3 separate regions of the Mus musculus genome follow, and regions 2 and 3 are each linked to region 1. Evidence: chromatin loops called from intact Hi-C (ENCODE). Cell type or tissue: left cerebral cortex. All regions are shown on one strand.

The links. Hi-C counts contacts between places; a loop is a spot of excess contacts. Peaks named below come from ENCODE experiments on the same cell type or tissue, not always from the same donor. Only the 100,000 strongest peaks of a DNase experiment are listed, where the experiment ranks them.
Region 2: it touches region 1 in a loop (2.3-fold over the local background); 3 of 42 quality-filtered maps call a loop at or near these places.
Region 3: it touches region 1 in a loop (2.1-fold over the local background); 3 of 42 quality-filtered maps call a loop at or near these places.

The regions. Positions count from the first base shown.
Region 1 is chr5:74,942,882-74,945,381 of GRCm38, forward strand. Gm52779 (a long non-coding RNA gene) reads right to left here and starts at 1,406. Exons shown (of 2, transcript XR_003955748.1): 1 at 750-1,406. In left cerebral cortex, a CTCF peak has its summit at 1,337; a DNase peak (open chromatin) is centred at 1,296; H3K4me3 peaks cover 658 bases; H3K27ac peaks cover 322 bases.
Region 2 is chr5:75,042,785-75,045,284 of GRCm38, forward strand. Chic2 (cysteine-rich hydrophobic domain 2) reads right to left here and starts at 1,857. Exons shown (of 6, transcript NM_028850.5): 1 at 1,396-1,857. The coding sequence starts at 1,514. In left cerebral cortex, no CTCF peak of the experiment used is centred here; DNase peaks (open chromatin) are centred at 1,228 and 1,781; H3K4me3 peaks cover 2,250 bases; H3K27ac peaks cover 959 bases.
Region 3 is chr5:75,069,801-75,072,300 of GRCm38, forward strand. No RefSeq gene overlaps it. Among named protein-coding and RNA genes, the nearest start is that of Gsx2, 4.6 kb to the right of the region's middle. In left cerebral cortex, no CTCF peak of the experiment used is centred here; a DNase peak (open chromatin) is centred at 1,293.

The DNA of each region.
Region 1 (2,500 bases):
CCTCCTAACCCCCTTGTTGGAAATTTCCCTGATCTCTGCACGTTGACAGACGCCTGTGTAAATGCCCCATCAAAAGCCCTCACTGAGAACAAATGGATCAATCTCTTGACTTTGTTCTTGGCTTAGATCTCTTCTAGAGATCTGCTGGTGGTGAGAGGGTGTTGGAGATCAGAAGAGGTAGCACTCCTTCTGGAACATTCCTGGAATGTGCAGTAGCAATCCCTGTAGGCTTTCCACTGGACAGCAGACACCCAGGGTCCCCAGGGACCTGGCCCTTGAGGTAGCTTTATGTCTCTGTGACTGTATCTAACATTTCCCAAGCTGCCCATAGAAACACACACTCTGAAAAGCACACTTTCCTTGCTGGGCACAGCAGAGCCAAATACCTGTCTCTAGAGCTGTTCTGGGAAATCAAGGACTTAGAGTCACTGGAACTTGGGCTAAAGCTTAGGAATAAAAATCACACGTGGGCCAATTCCACATTCTATTGCTTTCCTTCCTGCCTGGATCAGAATCTTCCTAAGTGACACACCCTTCCTCTGACTCTTCACCCTTGCACCCCACAAACCCTAAGAAATAGGTGAGAAGCATGATTCAAATCAACCAAAAAATGAAGTCATGCCAATATTTAGTTTCTAATTGTGATTCATGGTTGTATCAAAAAAACAAACAAACAAACAAACAAAAAAACAACAACCAACCAACCAAAAAATAAACAAAAACAAACACAAACAAACAAACACCCAAACCTGTGTAAATCAAATCAAATCAGCCCACAAGCAGCGATGTCTTTCTCTTGCGGGCCTTGCAGCAGTAGATTGCCTCAACAGACCTGATCAAGCACTATAGCACTATTTGGGGGGCCACACAGTTCATCCCCAAACAACATACTGATGAGCATCATGACCCAATTATGAGGAAAGAATTCCACAAACCACAAAGAGAAAACCCTTCTCTTCCAAACGAGCGGTTGGGAAGGCAGAAGAGATCCTCTCTGTGGCTGCTGACGTGTCACTTTCTGGGGTTTTTATCTTGAGCTCAGAGCTCAATCCAAGCGGAGCTGAGAGACCTTAAACAATGAGGGCTCTTTTCTGCTTCACACCCACTCTTCCGAGCTCAGAACGGAGCAAGCGTCAGGCAAGAGTAGCAGCCTTGGATAAGTTGAGATATTTATGACACCAAAATAAAGATGTTCCCCGTTGCCGAGGCCTCGCAGTCGCACGGAGAAACCACGGAGATGGAAAGACAAGCCAAGGCTCTCTCAGCGTTTATAACCTTCCCTTTTGCCTGCCTGGCCCGCGGAGAAGTGGCAGAGACGCAATCGGACGAAAGAGGGCAGTGTTTGCTGTGGCTTTTGTCCCGCTCTTGGCTCTAGCACAATGCAAGTGAGCCAAGACAGAACTATGCCCAGCATTTCATAACACAGGAAGTGGGGAGTAGATTAGATACCGGGCGCCTCAGTCCCCACAAGGGAGCAGCGAGAGAGTCTGTAAAAAGTCACTGCTTTCCCTCTACAAAACCTAGCTATTCGGGAGGCTTTGGTTTTGGTGGGGTGTTTTGGTCGGCTTGGCCAAATTTCTCAGAGAACTTAAGAGAATGTGTAATATTTTCAAACCATCACGAGTTCGATGGATGGATCCTTTAGTTGAAACCATTCGTTTTGCAGATGGGGGCCAGATTTCTCCATTTATCATCCGTTTCGCTTTGTGCTAAGATTTTATCGCTATGTGAGGGGGCAGGCAGATTTCCCTACAGGAGGTATTTAGAGAATTTGCAGTCATTTCAAAGTAAGACACACACACACACACACACACACACACACACACACACACACACACATCATGAGGTTCTAGCAAGAGAATTCTATCCTGAGCCCTGCACGTCATCGAACTGGGAGAGATTTGATCCATGTTCTTTGGGAGGAACTATCTGGATGTATCATTGTAGTCAATGAAGGACTGAAATTCTAGCAGCTAAAAGGTGCTCATGCTGGCTGCCAACATAGCTGTCTATTCTCAGCTGACATCTTCTCTGTTGACAAGGAAGGATGCTTACTTCTTCCATGGAGTAATTCCTTCCTACAAATATGTTTGAGCTTAGCTATGTATAAGATTACTTTGGGTGTTTGTTTGAGGCAGGATCTAATAGTCACTGTTGCCCAGAATTAACCTCAAACTCCTGAAAGTCCTCCTGCCTCAGCTTCCCAAGTGCCGGGATTACAAGTGTCAGCCACTAAACCTGGCTCAATATATAAGGTTCTATTATAAGACAAAAAACAAAAAAACAAACAAAACGCAAGACAAGGACATAATGTTAGCCTTTAAGAAAGGAGGCATCAAATAAGACACAGGGCTGGATTGTAACCCATAGGTAGAATTCAAGGCCATGGGTTCAGTCCTAAGCATAGCCAAGAGCTTTTTAAAAGAAGAGTCAGACAAAACTATTAATAGTTATAATACAAGAACAGCAGAGTCCACAGGGGAAAAAGTATTCATTGCAA
Region 2 (2,500 bases), 100 kb after region 1:
AGGTTATAACACTAAAAGCATTATGATATACATTTAAACTGTATTATTCATAATTAGCTATATTCCTTAATTAAGTTTGTGTTGACAGTTAAAACAGAGCAGTTATTATGGTGCGAAGTCCCATCTCCTTATCCAGGTACTGAAACAATGCTTATGCAGTGTTTTTACCCTGTTAAATCACCTAAATGCACACGTTAACAGGTGCGAAGACACCAAGGTGTTACATAAGCACACCCCAACAACAACAACAAGGCTAGTCAGGATGACTACACAAGGGCCGATCTTCTGAGGAGCCTCACTGTTTGACCGCCTTGCCCACAGCACGCCCCACTCACCCTACACCAAAAAACAATGACAAGCGCTCCAGACAGCTTCAGGCTCGCTGCCTTTTTCTATCAGTGATAAAGTGATATGCAAGTACAGGAAGTTTGAGCGATGACTTTTCAACTGGAGATAGCAGCTGCAAAGGAGTATCAATACCCTAAGTTGTACAAACTCCGGATTTTATCAGGGAAATGTTACAAAACTTCCTTCTTCCGGACAACTCATTATTTGCCCCAAGTCTACATTCCTTTATTAGTCACGACCTTTCAGAATGCTTTCATCCCTTATTGTTTGAATAATATTGGGACTTTTGATGTTGCTAATAAACCTTACAGGGGCCCTTATCAAAGAAGCCAACCTAGGTCCGTGTCCCAAAACAGACCGGATTACAGGAAACTCGGTACTTGTAATTCCTTGTAAACAGATGTATCCTCCTCTTTTTTTCCGTCCACCTGTATACTTCTATCATACATAATTGACAGCAACTCGAATCAGTTTTGCAGAAATTTACTCTTGAGGAACTGGGAAGCCCCTACGTGTTATGTGTGATAGACACACGACAGTGAATCTCATTTACCAACTGCCACTGGGATCTTAACACCTCAGATCTGACCTCTGAGCCATATGTCAATAGGCTGTAAGTCAGGCAGAGTCCCAAAGAATAACGGGGGTGTGGGGGGTGTTACAAAGATGGATCCCACAAGATGTGTGTGTGTGTGTGTGTGTGTGTGTGTGAGTGTGTGCACCTCTAGCCTGTACCGATGGCCCATCAGGCAGACCCTAAAGAGCCATCTTCCCGGCTGGGACCCCACACATCCCCGCGGGCCACGGGGCCTGCTCCGGGGCTGTGGGAGGGAGGGGAGGCAGTGTCTGTCCCCACTTGGGAGTCCTAAACAAATGGAAGCAGAGCAAGTTCTCACTTCCTGATCGCCGGAGCTTCCCCCAAGGCCCCCGTCCCGCGCCAGTCACCGGGGACGGGGGTTTAAGAAAAGGAGGACCCCCAGGGGTCCCAGGGCCCACCCCGCCCGCGCCTCGCCACCCGTCCTCGTCCTAGCCCTCGCAGGGCCTTACACGGTGACGTGACCGGAGCCGCGGACCACCACCGGGTCGGGCGAGTACTTGAGCAGCTGCTCCTCCAGGGCCCGCTCCTCGTCCTCCTCCTCCTCGTAGATTTCATCGAAATCCGCCATCCCGAGCCGGCGAGCCCCCCGCCCGGGGCCCTGGCTCTGGGGCGGCCGCGGGGAACGGCTGGTGAGGCGGCGGGCGCGGAGGCCGCGGAGCTGGCGCTCGGCAGTGTGGGCTCCGGCTACTGAGGAGACCTGGTCCCGGCCGCCGCCGTTGCCGCCGCCACCGCCGCCATTACCGTGGGCAGGAACAACAACACAATGTCAACATCCGCCGGGGCCGCCACCCCCGCCAGCGCCGCCGCCCGCGCCAGCGCCGCCGCCGTCGCCGCCGCAACTCCGGCAACCACAGCAACAGCCCGAGCCACCCGCAGCAGGAGCAGCCGGCTACCGCATCGCGAGACTTCCCGGGAGCGCGGGCGGGCGCGGGCGTGGGCGCGGGCGCGCGGGTGGGCGGGCGGGCGCGTTCACGCGGACGGTCTCGCGCGCTCCCGGGACGCCGGCCTCTTCCTCCGCTTCCACCCGGCGCGGCCCCGCCCTCCGGCTCCAGGGTCAGCGACCCGGAAGGCGGCGTCTGTGAGGATCGGGGGCGCTGACCCCGACTCGACTCCTAGAGCCAGGCTGGAGTAATCTGTAGCCCAAACAACGACAGCGGGCGAAGCCCCTGGCCGGACCAGAGAATCTGACTGCCGGTTTAATAAAACGTTTTTAGTCCACGATGCGAAGCAGAGTTGGTTGACTTTGCCAACTTGAGATTAACAAAGCAGTGCATTCTCTTTTTTTTTGTTGTTGTTGTTTGGTTTGGTTTGGTTTGGTTTGGTTTGGTTTGGTTTGGTTTGGTTTGGTTTGGTTTGGTTTGGTTTGGTTTGGTTTGGTTTGGTTTGGTTTTTCGAGACAGGGTTTCTCTGTGTAGCCCTGGCTGTCCTGGAACTCATTCTGTAGACCAGGCTGGCCTCGAATTCAGAAATCCCCCTGCCTCTGCCTCCCAAGTGTTGGGATTAAAGGCGTGCACCACCACTGCCCGGCAAACAGTGCTTTCCTGTCTACTGTCC
Region 3 (2,500 bases), 130 kb after region 1:
CTTTGGATGTTTTTATAAAAGCTCACTAGGTGTTTTTTGGTAGATGACCAAGCTTGAAAACAAAACAAAACAAAAACAAACAAACAAAAAACAATGAGAAAGGCTGAAGAGTTTCTCAAGTACAAAGGTTCATTCTCCATTGGGTTAAAATGAAAAATAAAAGTGCAGGGTCCAGGGACTTAGACTCCTCATCTGGCATCCTTGAAAGAAAAGAAAAAAAAAATGAAAGTGGAGGAGAGAAGGAGGAGGAAGGGCAGAAAGAAAAGTGTTTTGATCCCCATAATTCCGCAGCTGTATCAGTCCAATGCTTGCAGCAGCGAGCTTGGGCTGAGGGGAGTAGGGAATTGGTGTTCGGTGAAAAACTGCCCCCTGCCTTGCCTGCCCCCCTCCCCTCCCTACCTCCCCTCCCAGTCTTTGCGAAGGCGCCTTTGCTGTAAAGAGGAGCCAGGCTGAGAAGTGCCAGAAGCACTGGAGCGGGAGCGATGGAGGGAGGGAGGGAGGTGGGGCATTTGCTTCAATTATCCGGATAATTGTCCCCACCTCAGGCCTTTGTTACTAGAACGAAACAATATTCTATTGGATACTGTCTCGGCCTTTTCCTTGGGCTCCCCGTGGTGCCTCGCACACGCTGGTCACAGAGTAGGCACTCAATAAATTCATTCCAGTGACAGACGAGCGCTTTGGGAGTGGGAGAGGGATGCCTGCTTAGAATTTGGAGGTGGGCAAATCTAAGTTAAGGTGAAGTGGGGGCGGCGGCGGGGGGAGGGTATTTGCTGCCGTCAAAATTCTGTTCCTAGGGCCAGAAGGCCCGGAGGAGACAGACAGGCAGCTTTTCCTGAAATGCTGAGCCAAACCGCTGACTCTTTTCTCAGAAGACACCCCCTCCCTTTCTCAGAGGGCTCGATTGAACTCCTGCAACTGTGTGGAGCACAAAGGGGAATTCAGGTCTCTCAAAGGCCCATCTACTCTGAATAAACACCAGGCAGAAGCAAAAGCACTTTGGGTACTGCCTCGGCACAGGGTCTGCAACCTGTTACCTCTCTGGATTGGGCCACGTCCGATTTACATTAAAAGCAACATCACTAAGGCCTTTCAGTAGCCTCTCGCTCAGCCAGTGCAGGAATGTGGGGACCGGGACCACTGCTTTCAAGGTGGGGAGGGGAGAGAGAAGGCATTTGCTAATTGCACCCTTGCCTTTAATGAGATTCTTTTCCTCCCTACTAACTCGCTTGCAGGTTACAGCCTTATCTGGGGACCCACGTTTTCCACTCTGGCTCCACATCCTGGGAACAATCGCCACTCCAGAGCCTGAATGGAAAGCGAGGGCGCCCCATTTCTGCTGAATGGCTGTCTCAGTTCATCGGACGCTGGAGGGCTTTTGATGGCCTCAATACAAGTTACGCCCAAAGAGTGTCTCTTTGGTCAGATCGACAACGCTTGGTTTCACGTTTGCAAGTTAAACGGGCCAAAACCCAGCTGAAACTCCCACGCCAGACGCCGGGCGACATTTCCCTCCACCCCGCACAGAGCAAAACTAGGGAAAGGGACTGGGCAGGGGGAGGGAAGGGGGGCTGGCAGGGAGGGGGAGTGGAGGAGAGTGGGTCCTGATTCTCAGTAGCAGTCTAGGAGTAGATGGGTGGGGGGGGGGGGGGTCGGGGTTGGTATTTTTCTTGTTTTGTATTTTTTTATTTTTTTTAATTTTGCTTTGCTGACAGCTTTACCCGCAACAACAACAATAACAAAATAAACCGAGAGCATTTTTTTCCTTGTCTTCACCTAGGTAGCTGCTTTCCCTGAAAACTCGACTCCTTCATAAAATCAAAATTTATGATTATTCAAATGTTGAGGACTGTGAAAAGAGAGGAAGAAAGAGAGAAAATTAATATTGCAGCTGTTCTTCTGATTAATGAGAGATAATTGCTCATGAAAAGTCACCCCTGTGGCATTTTGTTGTCTCCTGGATCTTTGTTCTTTTCCACTATTATTGAGGACTTTCTTGAAGACTAAGCGGTTCTTTTCAATTTTTGGGTATTCAGAAAGGGTTGCCTGGTTACAGAGAATGGGGAAATCTCGGGCTATATCGGGTAAGATGTGCCACAGACAGCAATACCACAATGCCACTCAGAGAAAAGGATGGATACAAGTTAACGATGCGCTTTCAATAAAACATTCATAGACTTGTTCACGCTTTGATAATGACCTCATTAAACGGAGCTGGGGGCAAGTAAGTCCTGTCTCCTGTTTGTGTTCGGCTAACAAAACCCAGCTTTGAGATCATTCATCGCTTTGGAAACTAATATGAAATCAATGTAACAGGAGCAAATAAATCCGAGGCAACCCAGCCGACTCCCCGGCTGCCCAGATCTGCTTGCAGCTTCAGTTGGTAACTGGAGAACGATAGAGGCCAATGCTAAACCAGGGGTTGGGGGTTGGTGGAGGATTGGAGGGGGGAGTACTTTGAAGGGGATACAGAGGGGGTCGCAAAGTGGGAGTTATGCCT